3 separate regions of the Mus musculus genome follow, and regions 1 and 2 are each linked to region 3. Evidence: chromatin loops called from intact Hi-C (ENCODE). Cell type or tissue: heart. All regions are shown on one strand. Region 1 overlaps Itpk1 (inositol 1,3,4-triphosphate 5/6 kinase). Region 2 overlaps Itpk1 (inositol 1,3,4-triphosphate 5/6 kinase). Region 3 overlaps Itpk1 (inositol 1,3,4-triphosphate 5/6 kinase).

The links. A loop is a pair of places that touch in the nucleus more often than their neighbours do. Peaks named below come from ENCODE experiments on the same cell type or tissue, not always from the same donor. Only the 100,000 strongest peaks of a DNase experiment are listed, where the experiment ranks them.
Region 1: a loop joins it to region 3, with 2.0 times the contacts of the local background. A loop is called at or near these places in 3 of 42 quality-filtered maps.
Region 2: a loop joins it to region 3, with 7 times the contacts of the local background. A loop is called at or near these places in 3 of 42 quality-filtered maps.

Annotation. Positions count from the first base shown.
Region 1 is chr12:102,593,769-102,596,268 of GRCm38, forward strand. All of the region lies in intron 4 of Itpk1 (inositol 1,3,4-triphosphate 5/6 kinase), which reads right to left. Among named protein-coding and RNA genes, the nearest start is that of Chga, 40 kb to the left of the region's middle. In heart, a CTCF peak has its summit at 983; a DNase peak (open chromatin) is centred at 173; H3K27ac peaks cover 924 bases.
Region 2 is chr12:102,585,391-102,587,890 of GRCm38, forward strand. The region is part of intron 6 of Itpk1 (inositol 1,3,4-triphosphate 5/6 kinase); the gene reads right to left. Among named protein-coding and RNA genes, the nearest start is that of Chga, 32 kb to the left of the region's middle. In heart, no CTCF peak of the experiment used is centred here; DNase peaks (open chromatin) are centred at 161 and 1,401.
Region 3 is chr12:102,672,779-102,675,278 of GRCm38, forward strand. All of the region lies in intron 2 of Itpk1 (inositol 1,3,4-triphosphate 5/6 kinase), which reads right to left. Among named protein-coding and RNA genes, the nearest start is that of Mir1936, 11 kb to the right of the region's middle. In heart, no CTCF peak of the experiment used is centred here; DNase peaks (open chromatin) are centred at 733 and 1,462.

The DNA.
Region 1 (2,500 bases), 79 kb before region 3:
CGCTTCCCACTCTTCTACCTCACAACCAGCATGAGGCTGGGATCTCACACAGGAACGACCGCTGGCATCCAGGCCACACAGAGTATCCTGTGCACTCTGCAGGTAACCACAGGGCAGGAGCTGAACCACTCACCAGCTGGAACCTTTGAAAGGGGACCGAATGAGCTAAGCTGGGTTGTCAGGAGTCTGGCGTGCAGCCAGGACCCAGCGGAGGAGACACACTGAGGAGCAGACATGTTCTGAGTCACAGCCATTCCCTGGTCCATGTCCGGGCTCTTACTGGCTTTTCTCAGTCTATTTCTGTTTCCATCTTCACCGTTTTATTTTTTAATAAATGAATCTCCCTTTTTCTTCTCTGCTTTTACAGAACACCGGTACACATGCGATTCCCTATGACCTTGTATCCCTGGTTGCTTGACTGCTGAAATTTCCCCCCAACATGCAGTGACTGGGCTCCAACACAGGGGGGGGGGTGGTCCACGGGAATGGTCTTTTCTCTGGTTCCTCCACACTGTGTCCCCAAGGGATGGAAGCACTACACTGCAGCACCAGCAATGAATGACCGTGCCGTTATGAAAGGACAGGATGAGGAGTGTGGTGAGGAATATCCCATCTCTCTCTAGGATCGTTCACCAGGCCTGACTCAGGGTGAGGCTGGGACAGGTAGCCTTCTGGGGCTTGAGTCCTGCTCAGTAGTCTGGAGTGACAATACAGCACAGCTGCAGGAAGAGAAAATATGCGGTGACATGGATGACACGAAGCTAACCACTCTGGGGTAGTGGGCAGAGCCTGGTGGTCTGTCCTCACCCTTCTCTCTAGTGCGGAGAAGGCACACCAGGCTGTCAGGCCAGGTCAGGCTAGGGAGAACCAGCAGCTCCTATTCCCAGTCACCAGAACTCCCAGGAGAGATGGGCAGCCAAGGCGCAGCAGCCCAGGCTAGAACTCCCTGTTCAGACTCTCAATTCTAATTATACCCTGGATAGACCAGGGAGGGCGCCACAGGAGGCCACACGTGACCAGGCCTAGTGACCATGTCCGTTCTGGTCTATACAGACTCTGCAGGCTCAGTCGGAGCTGGGTAACTCCCTAGACTTCCCAGAGCTTGGGTTTCACAGAGTTCAGCACAACAGGCCATGCCTGTGGCTGCACCCAAGCAGGCTGGCGAGCACACAAATGAGCAACGCACCAGACTACGCTCCCACCTTCCCTGCTCTGAGGGGGGAATCCACAGGAAAAGTGGGTTCCCACAGGCTCGGTGGTGTGACAGCCAGGGTCTGTCAGAACTGGGTGCAGCTTTGCCATTTCTTTCTCCCAAGGTCCCTGAAGTATGGTAGGAAATGGTTTTCATTCAAAGGGGGCGATGAGGGAGGGGGGCGATGAGGGAGGGGGGCGATGAGGGAGGAGGGCAATGAGGGAGGGGCCCATGGTATTGTTAGCACATGACAGTAAGACACAGGATCAAGGTTCTCCCTGACTCCTCTGAAAACAAGCATTGACACGGAACCAGATCTTAGGTCCTCCTCTCTGTGTGTGTTGGACCCTAGGGACTCCTTCCTGGCCTGGGGAACTCTTGCTTGTCACTCAAGCCAATTCTCTTGCCTGGATGGCCTTGCCGGGCACCCCTTTCTGTTCACATGGGAGGAGAACCCTGCTGTTGTGCTTGCCCTAACCAAATGACGCACCCCACTGTCTGACTTGGCTAGGCTCTAACAGGTCAGAGGAGGACCCAGGACACCCAGGTCTGCATCCCAGTCCCACCCCTCACGATCAGCTCATTTGAAACTTTTACTTCTCCGTGCCTCAGTTTCCCTACAATGAGGTCAAGACAAAATCAGTACCCGCTCCTCCGCTCCGGCGTGGAGAGAACGCATTTAAATTATGAAAGAATTTAAATTACAAAAGGGACACAGATTCACCTCTTGCCATCTTTGCTTTAAACTCTTTCTGTTTGGTAAGAGATAAACTGTTAAAGGCATGGAACCTAGTCTACTACCTGGCTTGCAGGGCCTGTTGCCTCAGTGGGAGCTGAAGAGGTGCCCTAGTTCAAGTCCTGATAAGATCATACCAAGAACTGGTTGTAGTGTCATTATTGTGTGCTTGTGTGTTGTACCCATATACACACTGTACATGGAGTGGTGAAGGGGCAGTCATCGTGCCTTCCTCAATCACTTTCCATCTTTTTTTTTTTTTTTTTGAGACGGGGGTCTCTCTCTGAACCTGACTTGCCAGCAGGCTCCAGGGATCCATCTGTCTCTACTTCCTGCCCCCAGTACTGGAGTTAGGGCTGCACACTGCTGTGTCTGCTCTGATGTGGGTGCTGGGGGTCTGAACTTGGGTCCTCATGTTTCTGGAGCACACTGAGCCACTCCCCAGCCATGGCTGCTCTGGCACGGTCAGCCCAGGCTGCTGTGGGTCAAGCCGTCAGCGGGAGTGAGCCATGTTGGAGATGCTCAGCAGAAGGGATCAAATGCTGACTACACACCATAGTGCAGGGACAGGG
Region 2 (2,500 bases), 87 kb before region 3:
GCACATTCCGGGGTCACTAAGCAAGGCTAATGATCCTGGAAAGATGGCCACCTGACCAACTGTCACCCTCAGGTCAGCCACCACAGAACCACAGTGTGCCTGAAGCCCAGTTGGGCAGGACAGAAGCCAGAATCCAAGCCATGTGGAAACACCAGTGTGTGCCAGGCCGGGAGTGAGGTGTGAACAGATGTCCTCTCAACCTTCTTACAAGAATGAGGCAACAGTGTGGGAAGCAGCCAAGAACACAGATGCTGTAGACCCGACAGACTGAAAGCCCCTGGTGATAGGACACACTATCCAGCACAGGCCAGCTAAGCCCCACTCTTTTTGCTACAAGCAGTATCTACTAGCAAGTGCAGGTGTATGGGGCTTTGATAAATTGTGTTATGTAGCTTCTGTAAGTGGGGAGGTGGGGAGGTGGGGAGGTGGGGAGGGAGGGAGGGAGGGAGGGAAGAAGGACTGACTGCCCTGTAGAGCTCATGTGTGTGCACTGGGTTCTAGGTCTATGGAAGCAAACAGTCTAGTGAGGGCTGATGATGGAGCTGGGGAAGGCAGAGGCATGGATCACCAGGCTGGGATACACACGAGGACCCCGTGAGAAGTTCCCTCTTTGTAGCTTCATTTCAACCCTCTCTGAACTCAATGCCACTGGATATCCCTGAAAGGTAGGAGGCACTGGTCCCCCCACCCTGCCCACTCTACATAAGATATTCTCTGGTGACAAACTTCCTGTCTCCCCTGGCCTCTGTCCTCCAGACCTCAGAATGCAATGGGTCTTCATGTGCCCAAGGATGGCTGTGGACTGGGAGAGTGCCTGGCGCTGAGATAGCAACAGAGGACGGACATGCGTGCATGCGTGCATGCCTGCATTCGTGTATGTGTGCTTCTGCACATACCTGAATGCTAGATGGCCTCCCTGGGGGGTGATGACCTCGCCTAGGGGTTGACTGTCAGTGACTCAGCAGTGCCCCAATCTGATGGAATCCTAAATTCCATTCTTGGAGCAGCTGTGAGCCAGGCTCTGTGGCAAGCTACACAGCAACTCCCTCGCCCCATAACTGTCAAATTCCCAGCGATTAAAAAGTGGGCAGATGATCAGGGAGGCATAGCAACTGAAGGTGCATGTCAGGCAATGTGTAACACTGCCAGTAGTGCCGGCTGTGTGCTATCCCGAGGCTGGGTTCCCCTCTGTCACAGAGGAGCTATTCGGTGGTGATGGGAAGGGTGCTGCGGCTGCTCTGGAGTCTGCCTGCTTCCTGCCTGGCTTACTCGGGAAAGCACCTTGGGGTGCTGCTGCAGCTGGGAACCCAAGCAGCCAGGATACCCCCACATGGCTCTTGACATTAGCAGACAGCTGTCCTTGCAGCTGATGATGGCTTCCCATGGCAGGGCCAACCCCTGGCACAGACTGTCCCCTGGTGTTCTGATACTGTTTATAGACATTTCCCCGTAAACATCTGCCAGGAGATGAAAATGACCTAGATCTGGAAAAAGTCATGGCGTCTGAGCTTCCATTTTTAGTCTTCTCTCAGGGAGCACTTCTGCCAATAGGGTTATCCGGAAGGCTTTCCCCATGGGGCTACTTAGGTCACCCTGGAGAATGTGGGGCCTTGCTAAGAACACTACAGGGACCTAAGGGTGGTCTGCATAGCCACTGCCCCTCTTGCCTCTAAGTCCTTACATGCTTACTGTCCCCACACCCCCAAAGTGTCTCTCCAGACACTCTGTACTGACATCTGGGCAAGATTCCTTTACACGCAGAGACAGAGGCACCCAGCCATGCAGAAGGAAGGGTCTCAGCACACTGGAGATGTGGGCTCTCTCCTCAAATCTCCTCTGAACCAGTAGGACTGAGACATTCCTCTCAAATGCCTCTTCGGGAGTCCAGCCAGCACCTATCACTGATGGACCCGAGGCCAGGAAACCATGACACATCAATCTGGTGTGCTTTCTGTTGGCTCTGCTACAAACTGCCTATGTGTGTCTACCAAACACATACATGGAGGCCCTTACCCCAGGGGGACGGCATCTGTAGGTGTAAGGCTTGGATGAGGTCTCGAGGATGGATCTCTCTTGAGAGCCCTCGTGACGGTGCGCTATTTCCTCTCAGATGTGCAAAGCGAGTTGTGAGGATATACCAAGAGGGTGGCCTGCGGTACGCTCTTAACAGAAGCAGCTCGTGGCCCTCTGAGCTGCAAGATGCTATCTATGTGTGCCCAGCAGGCAGCTTGCACAGCATCCCGGGCAGACTGAGCCAGGCTCCCAAGGTGGGGGAAGGCAGCCTTAAGAGTAGGGACAGGAAGTTAGGTGAAGTGGGAGACAGGACAGAGCCACAGTGGTTCTTCTGCTGAGCTATACCCCGAGGTGTGGCTACTCAGAGCAGGACAGCGAACAGCAGCAGCATGGCTCTAGCAACAGAACTGAGCAGGGGAACTGAGCAGGGGCTCAGAGAGAGAGATGGGCAGACATGGGGATGATGTGTGGGTAGGAAAGTCTTCCA
Region 3 (2,500 bases):
TTGGAGATGTTTAAACTGTCAGGGTATTTTACACTGGAAAGTCTCTTACTAACGATTCTACAACACCACTGAGCTAAGGAAATGTATGTACAGAACTGTTCCTCCCTCAAAGACTTTTTAATGTGGTCATAAAGCTCTTACACACGTCAGAAGTTTCTTCTGAAGTATATCATTATTGGTTATGAATACATAATTGATCAACACGATCAACATATACTCAAAACTGCACAAGTAACATGCATAAGAGGGAAACTTTATTAGAGAGGCAACTTTGAATAGGCGCATGGGACTTTTTTAAAAAGTCATTTCCTGCATCTGCAGATGAGTCCTACCTACTGACAGAATAAGACAGTTTTAACTGTTTCAGCTTTCAGTTCTCATAGAAACAAGTGTTAAAAAAATCAAGGAGGCAGGGGGATGAATGTCAAATTCACCACCCATGTGCTAGCCAGCTGATAACTCGAGCCGGTCCTCCTTCGGTTTTGTGACCAGCACCATGGGACCACCTCCAGTCATTGTCTCCCAGGGTTATCATGACCAGCTGCCTTCCTTGATGATGAGGGCTGTGTCCTTTGGTCCCACACCGAGGTACAGCTCTGCAGATCATCAGCCTCTGTGTGCCAGGCTCAGTGCCAGTCACGTTACCTGACCTGACTCAGTCCTCAAAAGCCTGGGACAGGCCTGCTGACGATCTCACTGTGCAGACTGGCAGGCTCCTGGCACGGCCCAGGCCACCTTGTTCTTCATCTCCACACACTTCCCTGGCGGGAATGGCTGGGGCAGACGAAGGGATCTGCAAGCTCTCACGGCTGGGCATCATGTGCTCACACCAGCTCAGCTTTAGAATATAAACAGCCACTTCCTGGTACACCACAGTCCCCATAAACGCCCATCACTGATGCCGCCACTGTTGCTAACAGGTAACAGGAAGAGAAATGACTTCCGTGACCTGGAAAAAACGGGCAAGATCTGCCCCGGGTTATTCATGCTTAGGTCCTGAACCCAGGTCCTACATCCACTTAGACAACAGCGAAAGGCCCGCAATGCTAGGGGGAGAGTATCTTATAAGTGGATCATCTGTTAACACAGAAAGGAGACCACACTGCTGTAAACAAGCCAACCCAAACTCAGCCCTAATCCCACCACCCACCAGCTGACCTCTCCGAAAGGCCACAACATCTTGAGCCTCAGTTTCCACATCTCTACAAGAAAGATACCTCTTCCCATATAATCAGGATCTGGTGGATGCTGGGGTGGCTCATACACCCCTAACTCTCTAACTCATTCACGTGTCACCCAGTGACCGGCACCCTGCCTATTTCCAGCTTCCAGGAGCCCACATCCTGGGATGGAGTGAACGAAAGCCGAACCGACTTTGAAAATCCAGCCAAGTGATTTGCTTTCCAGTTTCTGCAGAGTCTCCCCCAGTGTCCTCCAATCTGAAGCTCTCTCGACTCTCCTGGATGCCAGGAGGAGGTGTGGGGACAGGCATTGCCGTTGCCTTTATTTTTAGATGCCCGAGTAGAAAGCGCTCAGTTTGGCTTCACTCCGTGCCCAGACACCACTTCCTCCCTCAAGCCGTCATCCAAATGAACAACAGACACATCTTGAGAGATTTCAGAACCCTTTTGTCTGGCACACTCTACACAATGGCTCCAAGGCTCCTGTCCACCCCCAGTCAGGGAACCGGGAAGCTCTCGGGCTGGCCAGGTATGTGCACGCCTGCATCGGGAAACCCTTTCCTACAGCTGCGAAGTAGAGCCCTCCTGAAGTTGAACAACGAAGACCTCTGAAGGGTGTATGCCCTAGCAGGCTTTCTGGAAACTTCCTCCAGATGTCTGCCTTCAGCCTTGACCTGGTCCCAATCCCAGGCAGCCCTCTGCAGATGCATGAAGACTCAGCCGTCAGAGTAAATCCAAGTGTGGACAGCTTGGTACACAGTCAGGTTCGTCCTGTGCAGGGACGGTGACACAGGAAACCAGGCACAGCTGTGGTGCACATGTCATAACCTACCCCTCACTATGAGTCTATTAATCTGAGTTCACATCTACCACTGTACCATCCGTGGAAAGACATAACCAATGGGGGCCAGTGTCTCTTACCAGAATATCCACAGGTAATCCCGGGCTCGAGCTCTCACAGACAGGCCAAACGTGCCAACCGTTCTGAGATGCCGCTGCTGGAGCCTGGATATCCATCTCAGGGCCGTCTCTCCACTCTCTCTTCTCCCGCCTTCATTCTATCCATACTCGCTTTTCCCTCCCCCTCCTTCCCTTCTTCCACCTACCACTCCTCCCTCTATCCATCCATCCCTCCTTCTTTCCAGCCAATGAGCTCAAGGCTGAGCACAGAGGACAGGGTGACAGCACAGTCACCTAGGCAGGACTGTCCCTTCATCCTTCCTAACACAACTTGTGTTAGGAGTGTCTTGACCTCCGGGACCCCTGGCCCTTCCTACTCGTCACCCACTGTAACTTTCCAAACAGGAACAGCCAGCAGC